Regions from separate parts of the Mus musculus genome. Here region 1 is linked to region 2. The links are chromatin contacts, found by Hi-C in ENCODE. All regions are on one chromosome and are shown on one strand. The core of a region is the stretch at or near the end of the contact, and the rest is flanking DNA. Distances in the headings are between cores, read along the strand shown. Region 1 overlaps Bach1 (BTB and CNC homology 1, basic leucine zipper transcription factor 1). Region 2 holds the start of Ltn1 (listerin E3 ubiquitin protein ligase 1).

The links. A loop is a pair of places that touch in the nucleus more often than their neighbours do.
Region 1: a map of T-helper 1 cell shows a loop between it and region 2 (2.7-fold over the local background). The contact joins the enhancer-like site here to the promoter of Ltn1 in region 2. A Hi-C loop is called at or near these places in 1 of 37 maps with a recorded cell type or tissue (T-helper 1 cell).

The regions. Positions count from the first base shown.
Region 1 is chr16:87,716,032-87,721,115 of GRCm38, forward strand. It overlaps Bach1 (BTB and CNC homology 1, basic leucine zipper transcription factor 1), which reads left to right. Exons shown (of 5, transcript NM_007520.2): 3 at 2,776-4,119. Among named protein-coding and RNA genes, the nearest start is that of Bach1, 20 kb to the left of the region's middle. Within about 2 kb of position 3,826, at least 1 of the 3 ENCODE cell types and tissues checked has a DNase peak (open chromatin) inside an H3K27ac peak, as active enhancers do.
Region 2 is chr16:87,429,888-87,435,512 of GRCm38, forward strand. It overlaps Ltn1 (listerin E3 ubiquitin protein ligase 1), which reads right to left and starts at 2,719. Exons shown (of 30, transcript NM_001081068.1): 1 at 2,539-2,719. The coding sequence starts at 2,580. Rwdd2b (RWD domain containing 2B) reads right to left here. Exons shown (of 5, transcript NM_016924.2): 5 at 3,444-4,739. The coding sequence ends at 4,505.

The DNA.
Region 1 (5,084 bases), core at 2,576-5,075, 290 kb after region 2:
GAAAGAAGTGATATGTTGCCTTGGCCAGTGCGATGGCTTAGCAGGTCAAGGCACTCGCTACCAAGCTGTCGTGTCGGCCTGGGTTTAATTTCCTGGACCCACATGGTGGGAGGAGAGGGGCGAACCCTGCGAATGGTCCTCTGACCTCCATGCACGCTGGCATATACTCTTCCACATCCCCCTCCCAATAAAGAAAGGTTAAAAATAACAAGTCATTTGTTGTCTTACTGTGGAGTCCTGTTTTACACACGTATGTCCGTCCTGCCGGTGTAACTCAAGCTTATAAATATTATTGTCTCTGCCATTGTCCTAGCTTCAGGGGGCTTGTCTGAGGTGGGGGAGGGCTGCCTGCACTATGCTTCCTGGCTCTGTTTACTGGCATGTGTGCTTTGGCAGTCACTGCCATTAGCGTATTTTGACAGTGGACACAGTTGTAAGGGGAGGAAGAGGAGGAAGTGTGTAGGACGAGTTGTCTATGACGTATCATGCAGACGTTCCCCGTTGGGCATAATTGGATGACCTCCAAACTAACCCGCAGGCAGGGGAGCTTGTCCTGGTGCTGCATCTGTGCGGCTCTGGCTGTAGTGTTGAGGTGTGAGTCAGGGGTGCCTTAGCATTGCTTTTACAAAGGGACACGAGTCACAGTCAGAGTCTTCCTACAGGTCATACTTCCGGCTCTTTAAGGAGGTTCTACAGGGAGAGCAAAGTTTGTGTAATGGATTTTTGAGAGAAGGTGTATATATTTATATACATGGGTATGTATAATGTGTATATTTGGATGTTTCACATTCATTCTGACAAAGTATGTCACATGTTTTCAAATATTTTAATTGTTTCATCACAGTGACAGATTGCAAAGACTGCATATACTATTTAATAGTTTAGCATATTTTGGAAAATCCTTACGGAAATTCTTATTAGGATTATTATAAATCCGGTGCAGTTGCAAAGAGTAATTCAGAGTTTCCTCTTAGTCTTTGCTCCGTGTTCTATGGCTAACATGTTGGAAAAGTAATTATGTTCCCACAGGAATGTTGCTGTGGACACAGTACATGCCTGGCAGTCAGACGTCTGTCCTGTGTCTGTCCTGCATTCATTAGGTTCTGTAGAGTGAGCTCTGGGACAGCCAGTTAGGATCTAGAGTAGTTGAGCACCCAAGTGGGTGTGTACTCCTTACACTAATTCCTCCCCACGCCTGGCCCGGGATTCCTTTCCCCCTTCTGGCTTTAGATGCTGGCAGGCACGGATCTGTCCTCCTCTTGTGAAGTTTGACCCTTTCCCAGCGGGTGTGTAGGTGGGACTGTGCAGTGTTATGTGCCCCTCTTGGCTTGCCTGTCCTCACTTAGGGTCCTTCCCTTGATATTATCCAAGTTTCATGTGTCAACAGCTCATTCTGTGTTGCTGATAAGTATAGTACACTAGTTATGTCTTAATTCCTCTTTTTAGACCCTTTTACACATTGAAGGAACTTAGTTTCAGTTTTTATCTGCTACAGATAAAAGTTGGTATAGGATTTTTTTTGGTCAAGGTCTCATTTATTAGGGCTAAAGAACTAGAAGTGAATTTCTGGTCATATAAGGAGGTTGCATATTTAGATTCATAAGAAATGATCAAATGACTGAAATGGGTGTCCATTGGACATTCCCACGAGCATTGGGGATGATCCATTTTTTTCTTCTTAAAGAATTTGGTGGTATGTGTTTTATTGTAGCTGTTCCTAGCTAAATGCTGTAAGGTTAGCATGTTTTAGCAAGTCTTAGTATTTTGGGGCAGTTTGATAGTAACTCAAAAAAGTTCTAGAGTAATTTACATATTTAACTGTGAGGGTGAGTGTTTCTGTTGTTTTCAGGCTCTTTCCACCCCAGCTTGGTACATGCCGACTCAGTATAAAGGCACAGATATCTGCATAGCAAGGGTTCTGCTGCTCGGGGCCTGGAGAGGGAGTTCTAGAACCTTAGCACTCTGGATCATTAAAAAAGTTACTATTGGATATATTTGGCATAAGACAGTACTTCCTTTTTTTTTTAAAGATTTGTTTTATTTTTATTATTTTTTTAGCTATATGTTTATGTGCATACGTGTGTCTGTCTGTATGATGGGCATGCAGGTGCCAGCGCAGGCAGCCAGTCTCCCAGAGGAGGAGTTAGAGCCCTAGTGAGTCTTTCTATGTGGGGGCTGGAATCAAACTCAGACGTTAAGAGCTGCTAGTGCCTGTGATCTCTGAGCTGTCTCTCCAGCAGCTCTTTTAATTCTTAAAAGTTCTCCTCTACAGTTCATTCTTGTTCACAAGATGAATTGTTTCGACACGGAGGAATCATGGTAGTGTCTTAAGGAGTAACATGTATGGATGGAATATTACAAGGTTGGAGGCTTAGTCCTGTTGAGTAGGGCTTGTACTCTGCTTAACCTGGTGCCCCTTAGTTTTGCATTTCCTAGAGCAGTGAGCGGCTCTCAGCCTTCCTGATGCTGTGACCCTTTAATACAGTTCCTCCCGCTGTGGTGACCCCAACCATGAAACTGTTTTTGTTGCTACTTCATAACTGTATGTAATCTTGCTACTTTTATGAATTGTAAGTGTCTGATAGGCAGGATATCTGATATGTGACCCCTGTGAAAAGGTCGTTCGATGTCCTAGAGGGCTATCTCTTCTAACAGAATTAAAGTGCCTATCGTTTGGTGATCTCAGATCAGTTTGCCCTTTCCTTGTTGCTCTTCTGTCTCCCCGACCAGACAGCTGCTGAGCCGTGTGTTGATTTTTATCTTGTGTATTAACAGGTAACGGTTAAAGGATTTGAACCTTTAATTCAGTTTGCCTACACTGCCAAACTCATTTTAAGTAAAGACAATGTTGACGAAGTGTGCAGGTGTGTGGAGTTTCTAAGCGTACACAATATCGAGGAATCCTGCTTCCAGTTTCTCAAGTTTAAGTTTTTGGACTCCACTTCAGAGCAGCAGGAATGCGCAAGAAAAAAATGCTTCTCCTCACACTGTCAGAAAGCAGATTTTAAATTTTCATTTTCAGAACAGAAAGATCTCGAAATCGATGAAGCAGATGAATTCTTGGAAAAGAAACGTGTTCAGACGCCTCAGTGTGACTCCCGCAGGTGTCAGGGCAGTGTAAAAGCATCCCCCCCTCTCCAGGACAGTGTCAGTCAGGCGTGCCAGTCCCTGTGCACGGACAAGGATGGAGCCCTGGCATTGCCATCTCTATGCCCCAAATACAGAAAGTTCCAGAAAGCGTTTGGAACTGACAAGATCCGAACTCTAGAATCCGGTGTCAGAGATGTCCACACTGCCTCTGTCCAGCCAAATGAGACCTCTGAACTTGAGTGTTTTGGGGGAGCGCAGGGCTGTGCAGATTTACACGTGATTTTAAAATGTGAAGGAATGAAGGCAGCCATGGAGAGTGAAGACACAGAGGGCCAGGATCCCTCCCCTCAGTGCCCTGCAGAGCAGCCCCAAGGGACACCCTTGCCTCAGGATTCTGCAGGACCTCACGGGCTCTACTCCTTGTCAGCCTTACACACATATGAGCAGTCAGGTGACGTGGCCTTTGCTGGGGTGCAGAGTAAAACCGTGAAGACAGAAAAGCCTCTGTCGAGGCCAGATGCCCAGGACGAGAAGCCATCGGAAAATCAGGATTTATATCTGAAGTCTAGCATGGGCCCTAAAGAAGACAGCAGCAGCCTTGCATCTGAGGATCGGAGTAGTGTGGAGCGAGAGGTGGCAGAGCACCTGGCCAAAGGCTTCTGGAGTGACATTTGCAGCACGGACTCGCCTTGCCAAATGCAGTTGTCGCCCACTGTGGCCAAAGACGGCCCAGAACAGGGCTACTCGCAAAGGCGATCTGAGTGTCCCTGGTTGGGTATCAGGATCAGTGAGAGCCCCGAGCCAGGCCAGCGGACTTTCACAACTCTCAGTTCCGTCAACTGCCCTTTTATCAGTACTCTGAGTTCCGAAGGCTGCTCAAGCAACTTGGAAATTGGAAACTACGATTATGTCTCGGAGCCTCAGCAGGAGCCTTGCCCGTATGCTTGTGTGATTAGCCTGGGAGATGACTCTGAGACGGACACGGAAGGTGACAGCGAGTCCTGTTCTGCCAGGGAGCAGGACTGTGAGGTAAGTGGACGTGTGCGCTCACTGTTCACACAGCCCGTTCATGGGAGATGCAGGGGGTTGGGGGAGCGAGGGAGGAAGGGAGAGACCATGTGATAAGCTCCGGCTGGGTGAGATGGAGTGTGTGCATGCATCACACATTGCTGTGTGTATTAATCATGGGGGAGAACACAACATAGGCTTGAGTAACTTGTAATCACATGTTCCAGTAGGGAGAAGGGACAGCAAGCTTTTCATCTGTGGTTAATGGTAACTTTTAAAGGAGACTGTCATTTAGTCTGTAGTGCCTGTAGCCCCCAGGTTATCAAACCTGAGCCCAGTCTGATATGTGAGCCGTGGCTGGCTGTGAATAGCTGCATGATTGTGGTGTGCAGGAAAGCTTTCTCAGAATTAATTTTCAAAGCTATTGATTTTATTTATTGTTTTGGTTTTCTTTAGCCATTTTAAGTATTTGTTTAATAGATATCTTAATAATTTAGCATGAGTTACTTGTGGCTACTGACTTATATTAACCACAGCAAGCTTGCTCTGTGCATTCAGTGTGTAGAGGTTTGTACAAATGCTTGCTTCCTGTAAGATGATTCAGTAGAGAGTAGGGATCCGTGTCTTAGAAATAAGGATTCTTTCGTTTTCAAGTCAGTTTTCTTTTTACAGTGGCCATTCTCACTTTGCTTCTCTAATTTTCAGCCATACTCTTTGTCCTTTTTATGTGTGTTTTACTTGCCTTTTTTTTTTTTTTTTTTTTTTTTTTTTTAGTGTCCTAAGTGCACTGTATTAGTGGCGTTGTATTCGCGTGGTGCATCTCTATAACTTGCTTTTGTAATTCAAACTCTAAGAACACCCGTGCCCCACCCCACCTCCCTCTTCTGTCGCTGTTGGTTTGACCGTTTTAGTTATCACCTGTAATGGGTAAGATAATGTAGGGTTCACCCCGTGGAATTTGGTTGATTTTTTTGGCCCGGTGGAAT
Region 2 (5,625 bases), core at 1,469-3,968:
GTACAAAACTGTAATCCCACAATCCCAGCACTGGGAGGGTTGGTGTGAGAATCAGGATGTCAGAGTCAGGCTCAGCTACATAATTAGATCAAGTCCAGCCTGAATGATACATATGAGACCCAGTTTCAAAACAAAGGAAAGAGCAGTTAGCCATGTTAGTGGTACAGCCCTGTAACCTCAGCACTAAGGAGCCTGGAACAAGAAGATCACAAGTGTGAGGCCAGCCTAGGCTACACAAGAAGTCGCAGACCAGGCTATCCCACATTGTAAAATCCCATCTCAAAACAAAAAGTCAAAACAACAAAAAAGACATGTATCTACTAAAATCTACAAATATATATGGCTCCCAGCACTATTTTCTATTGAACAAATGCTACTTTTAAGTTCAAGTCCAGGCCCAGCAAGATGGTTCCGAGGATAAATCGCTTGCTATGCAAGCTGTCAGACAATCTGGACTTCCATCCCGGAAACCCACAAAAAGGGAAAGGAGAATGGACTCCTGAAAGGCGTCCTCTCAGCGCGCCCCCTATGACGTAACATTTTAAAAACTAAACTTCAAGCCCCAACTCTGAAGCTTCCAGGCTACACAAATTTAAGCAAGTAAACTTCTCTAAACTTCAGTTAGATCACCCTTCAAATGAGGTAAGAGCAATCATTTCACTCTTTGTCATTTGCGATACCAACAGTAACTCTGAAGTACTGCAGGAAGAATTTAATCCCAGCAGGGTGTGAAAATCTTTAGGGGTAAGTATGTCTAACCACAGACTGCAACACCACATATTTCTTATTATCCAATGGAAAAAGATAACTTTACAATGCTCAACACTAAGCAAATGCCACTGAGAAAGGAAAAAATAAAACAAAAACAAAACAAAACAAAAAAGAATAATAAAGGGGGGGAAGGCACCCTGGTCTACAGAGCTGGCTAGTTCCAGAACAGAGAAACACTGTCTTAAAGGGGAAAAAAAAGTATTGTACACTTCTGGAATGATATACTGAAAATGTTATCATACAAAGCATGGTCAAAAATGGCTTAGCTGGAATCAATAGAAGGAAACAATTAGATGAGACTAAACAAAGCCAACCAATGGCCAACTCTTCCTGGTCATTATGACATAAAAAACACGCTCATTTAGGATGTATGAAATGGAAAACTGTCTAAATCAAAAGACTTCAAAGTATAAGTTGTTTTTATGTGTCTTTTAATGTATTCCCTGCCAAAGGGAACAAGTGATACTTGACTGAGTCATAAATGCTTTGAAAATGTTATTATCTAAAAACAACTTTAAGTCAGTCCTGGTGGTGCATGCCTTTAATCCCAGCACTGTAGAGACAGAGGCAGGCACATCTGTGAACGACTTCCAGGACAGGTGAGCTACAAAGAGAAACTGCCTTGATAAACCAAAATCAAAATAAAATAAAAACAGAATTAAATCTATAAAAGTTAGTAGAAATACAAATTGTAAGTCTACATGTTATATTTGTGTACTCCACCATGGTTAAAGTTTCACATGTTATATGAAGAATGACACTGTTTTTAGAATACATAAGGTAGAGAACTTGGGTGTTAAATACTGAGATCAACTCTCCTAAGGGTCAGCAAAATTTATAAATTAAGAGATGAGGGACTGGAAGGATGGCTCAGTGGTTAAGAGCACTGACTGTTCTTCCAAAGGTCCAGAGTTCAAATCTCAGCAACCACATGATGGCTCACAACCATCTGTAACAAAATTTAACTCCCTCTTCCGGGGTGTCTGAAGACAGCTACAGTGTACTCACATATAATAAATAAATAAATCTAAAAAAAAAATGGTGGAACAGGTCTATAAAAGCGAACTGTGTGTGTGTGTGTGTGTGTGTGTGTGTGTGTGTATGTGTGTGTGATCCATCAGGATAAAGGCTGCAGAGAAACACCTGCCTTTAAGATACTTTCAAAGCGCCAGGTGGTGGTGGCACACGCTTTTAATCCCAGCACTTGGGAGGCAGAGGCAGGAGAATTTCTGAGTTCCAGGCCAGCCTGGTCTACAGAATGAGTTCCAGGACAGCCAGGGCTATACAGGATGCATTAAGGTATCTAGAGCCACCTAACATATGGCCATCCGAAGCCTGCCAGGCCAGCCAAGTTCGTGGCAAGTTCAGGGTGGCCAGAGTGAAGCAGGAAAAGCGAGGTAAGCTTGAGACCAGAGACCCAACGGGTGACACCGACCTGACACCGGGCATACCACCGACGGGCTCGGGCCTTGGCAAGGAGGGACTGAGCGAGTGAAGCCCACGCTTGCTTCTTCCCTCCCACAGCTCCTACACAAGCTCGGCCACCCACGAGGGCCGCCCGGGTGCTCACTGTCACCGTTTCCCGATGACACCTCCCTCCCTGGGCGCGCTCCGTTTCCCAGATCCGGCGTGAAACGTCGTTTGGGTCCCAACTCCTCGACTTGTCCACCCGCGGGGACGCACACACCGGGAGGTCACACTCTTCCCTCACGGCCCTCTGGACACCCGGGCCGCAGGCCGCGGGGCTACCATCACCACAGGACTCACCCTGAGGTTCCCCTTAGTCCGCTGCTTGTTCTTCCCGCCCATGGTGGCGGTGGCAGCCCGGCTCTCAGTCTGCAGAGCCGAAGTTGACACGGGCGGGCCACAACTTCCGGTCCCTCGCGCCGGAAGGGGATTCACTGTAGCCACTTCCCCCTCGCCCTCCCAGCCTTTCGGCTTCCTACTTCCGCTCCCGCCTCCCTGTCAGGACTCTGACCATCCGCTGCCTGAAACGTAACAAAGAAGGCCACGCCTGCCTGAGTGGCGTCACTGCTGACCAATAAGAAACCAGCGTTGAGCCCGTGGCGCCAAACCTGTCCGAGATATTTGTAGTGGAGAGATTTCCTTCCTAGTGTGTAGGAATTTGCTCTTCCAGAGGTCCTGAGTTCGATTCCCAGCAACCACATGGTAGCTCACAACCATCTGCAATGGGATCTGACGCCCTTTTCTGGTGTGTCTGAAGAAAGCTACAGTGTACTCATATAAATAAAATAAATCTTTAAAAATAAAATGAAATAATAAAAGCAGAGGAGTTGGGGCGACTAACTTGGTAGAGTGCTTTCCTGGCATTCCTGAAGGCTGAGTTTGATTCCCTACATTGAGCAAACCAGGTCTGCTGGCACACCCTCCCAATACCAGCACTGAAGACACAGAGAAGAGGAGAATCACAAATTTAAGGTCAGCTTTGCACACTTAAAGTTCAAGGGCAGCCTGGGATATATGAAAATCTATCTCGAAATAGGAAATAAAAAGAAAAAAGAATCATCAGGTCACATAGGCATGAGACACTGTCTTAAAGAAACAACAAGAAACCATTTGAGCTCTACTCATGCCCCAGTCTTCAGCGATGCAAGGCCAGATAGGGGCCAAATCTAAACACATGCAATTTGAAATGAACCACAAACACCAATGAGGAAGGCTTTATACTGTTTGTACTTTAAAAGACAGGGTAGTTTCAAACTTCTGACTACTGATAACAAGCACAGATTGTTTAAAATTTCATTTTATTTCAAAGGTCTGGAGACAGGCTGGGATTAACATTGGGTCCGCATGTGGCAAGGTGTCTTGTACAATGACATCTCTGAGATAGCTTGGCCCTTTCTCTTGCCATCACTTCAGGGGCCATGGCAGAAAGAGAAGAGAGGCAAATTCATCCCCAGAAATCCTGCACTGTAACCTACAGCCCAATGCAGCTGCAAGAGAGGCCAGGAGGGTGAACAGGCAGCTTTTCCAGGTTCCTAGTGAAGGCAGAAGAGTGTGGGAAATCCCTAGCAAGTCGAACCATCAAAATTACCTTCACATATAATTTGTCTTTCAAGTTTCATGAGACAGAGCCTCGTGTAGCCCAGCTGGCCTTCAACTTCCCATCCTCCTGCCTCTACTTCCCAAGTGCTGGGATTATAAGCATGTGCCTTCAGATCCAGCTCACGTCAAGAAATTTCCACCAAGCTGTAGAGATGGCTCAGAGGTTAAAAGGGTGCACTGCTCTTGCAGAGGACCCAAGTTTGGCTCCCAGCACCCACACCGGGTACCTCACAACCTCCTGTAACTCCAGCTCCAGGGGATCTGATACCCCAAATATATTTACATGTTTATGTTCATGCATGCACCCTTGGAGGACAGAGTACATCAAATGCCCTGAAGTAAAGACATATAGGTAGTTATGAGCTCCCTGCCAGGGGTGCTGGGAACTGAACTTAGGTCCTTGGCACTAGCAGCATATGCTCTTAACTTCTGAGTCATTTCTCCACCCTTCTCACTTAGTAATTTAAAGCTTACAAGTCGAAACCCAGTTTTTCTCTCAGGCATGGCAAGTTTTAACTGATACATTTCAGCCATATTAATTTTCTTCTTGTGACCCCAACCCTAGTACATCCTAGAATGGAGCTGAAATTGAATTTCAAGGAAAAACAGGAAGAAATGATCAACAGAGGAACAGTGAGCCAACAGGTCTGACTTCCCCTCTGCTCAGTCACTGTCCTTCTACACCAAAGAACATCTGGAAAACATCCCCACATCCCCTGGCATTTAAGAACTGATACAGCTGGCCAAAGTCCATGTGGTTTCCTCTGGCTCCGTGGACACTGAAGGCCTTTTCTTCAAGAATGGGAAATTTCCGCTGTCCTTCCATTCCGCCGGCTGTACCGTCAAGAGGAATGTCTTCTCGATGACGAATTAAAATCCTCTTCCAGTTTAGTTTTCTGAGTCTGAAACATAGTTTTTCAGAGTAGAAAATTTCAAAACATATTTTGTACAGAAGTGAGCTAGAATCTGTAAGACAGACTTATCAGAGTTGGTAGTGAGGGCACACGCATTAACCCCAGGACATGGGAGGCAGAATTCAGATCTCTGTGAATTGGAGACCAGCCTGGTCTGCATAAAGTGTTCTACACCGGCCAAGGCTATATAGTGATATCCTGTCTCAAAAACCAAACAACAAAGGATTACTTGCCAGTGTGTGTTCCTGTAAGCACGGAGATACTCTCACAGGGGCTTACTTTCCTCAAATGGTTCTCATTACACCTGAACACGCACTGATGGTCACCATTACTATCTTCCATTAGAATGGGACTTTTGATTTTAATAATCATTTATTTTGGGGAGAGTGTCACGTGAATCTCAGGCTGGCTTCTGTCTTGGCTTGTAGCCAAAGGTGGCACTGAACTCTGGATCTTATCCTTTCTGCCTTCAAAGGGCCAAGATTACTGGTGTACCTCCCTGCCTGGTATACGTGGTACTGAGGACAGAACCCAACGCCTTGTGCATGCCAGGCAAGCACTCTTCCAGTAAGCTACAAACTCAGCGACTGCTGCCAATATTTTATAACTGTACAAACTGCTGACCCTTGAACTAGTTAAGGAACGTCTCAGAAACTGAGGAGAGAAGTAAGATTGCTGGCTTTGCTAATGCTCACAAGTAATCTCCATTTCCACAAGTCGAAAGTTGATCATAGTCATTAGATAAGGGAAGGGCAGATTCACGAAAACTGGCAGGTCCAAGACAGCTTGGAGGGTGTGGGATGGTGAGCTGTGCACAGACAGCCTGGTCCCCTGCTGAGCACAGGCCTTGAACCCGGGTGACCCCAGGGACAAC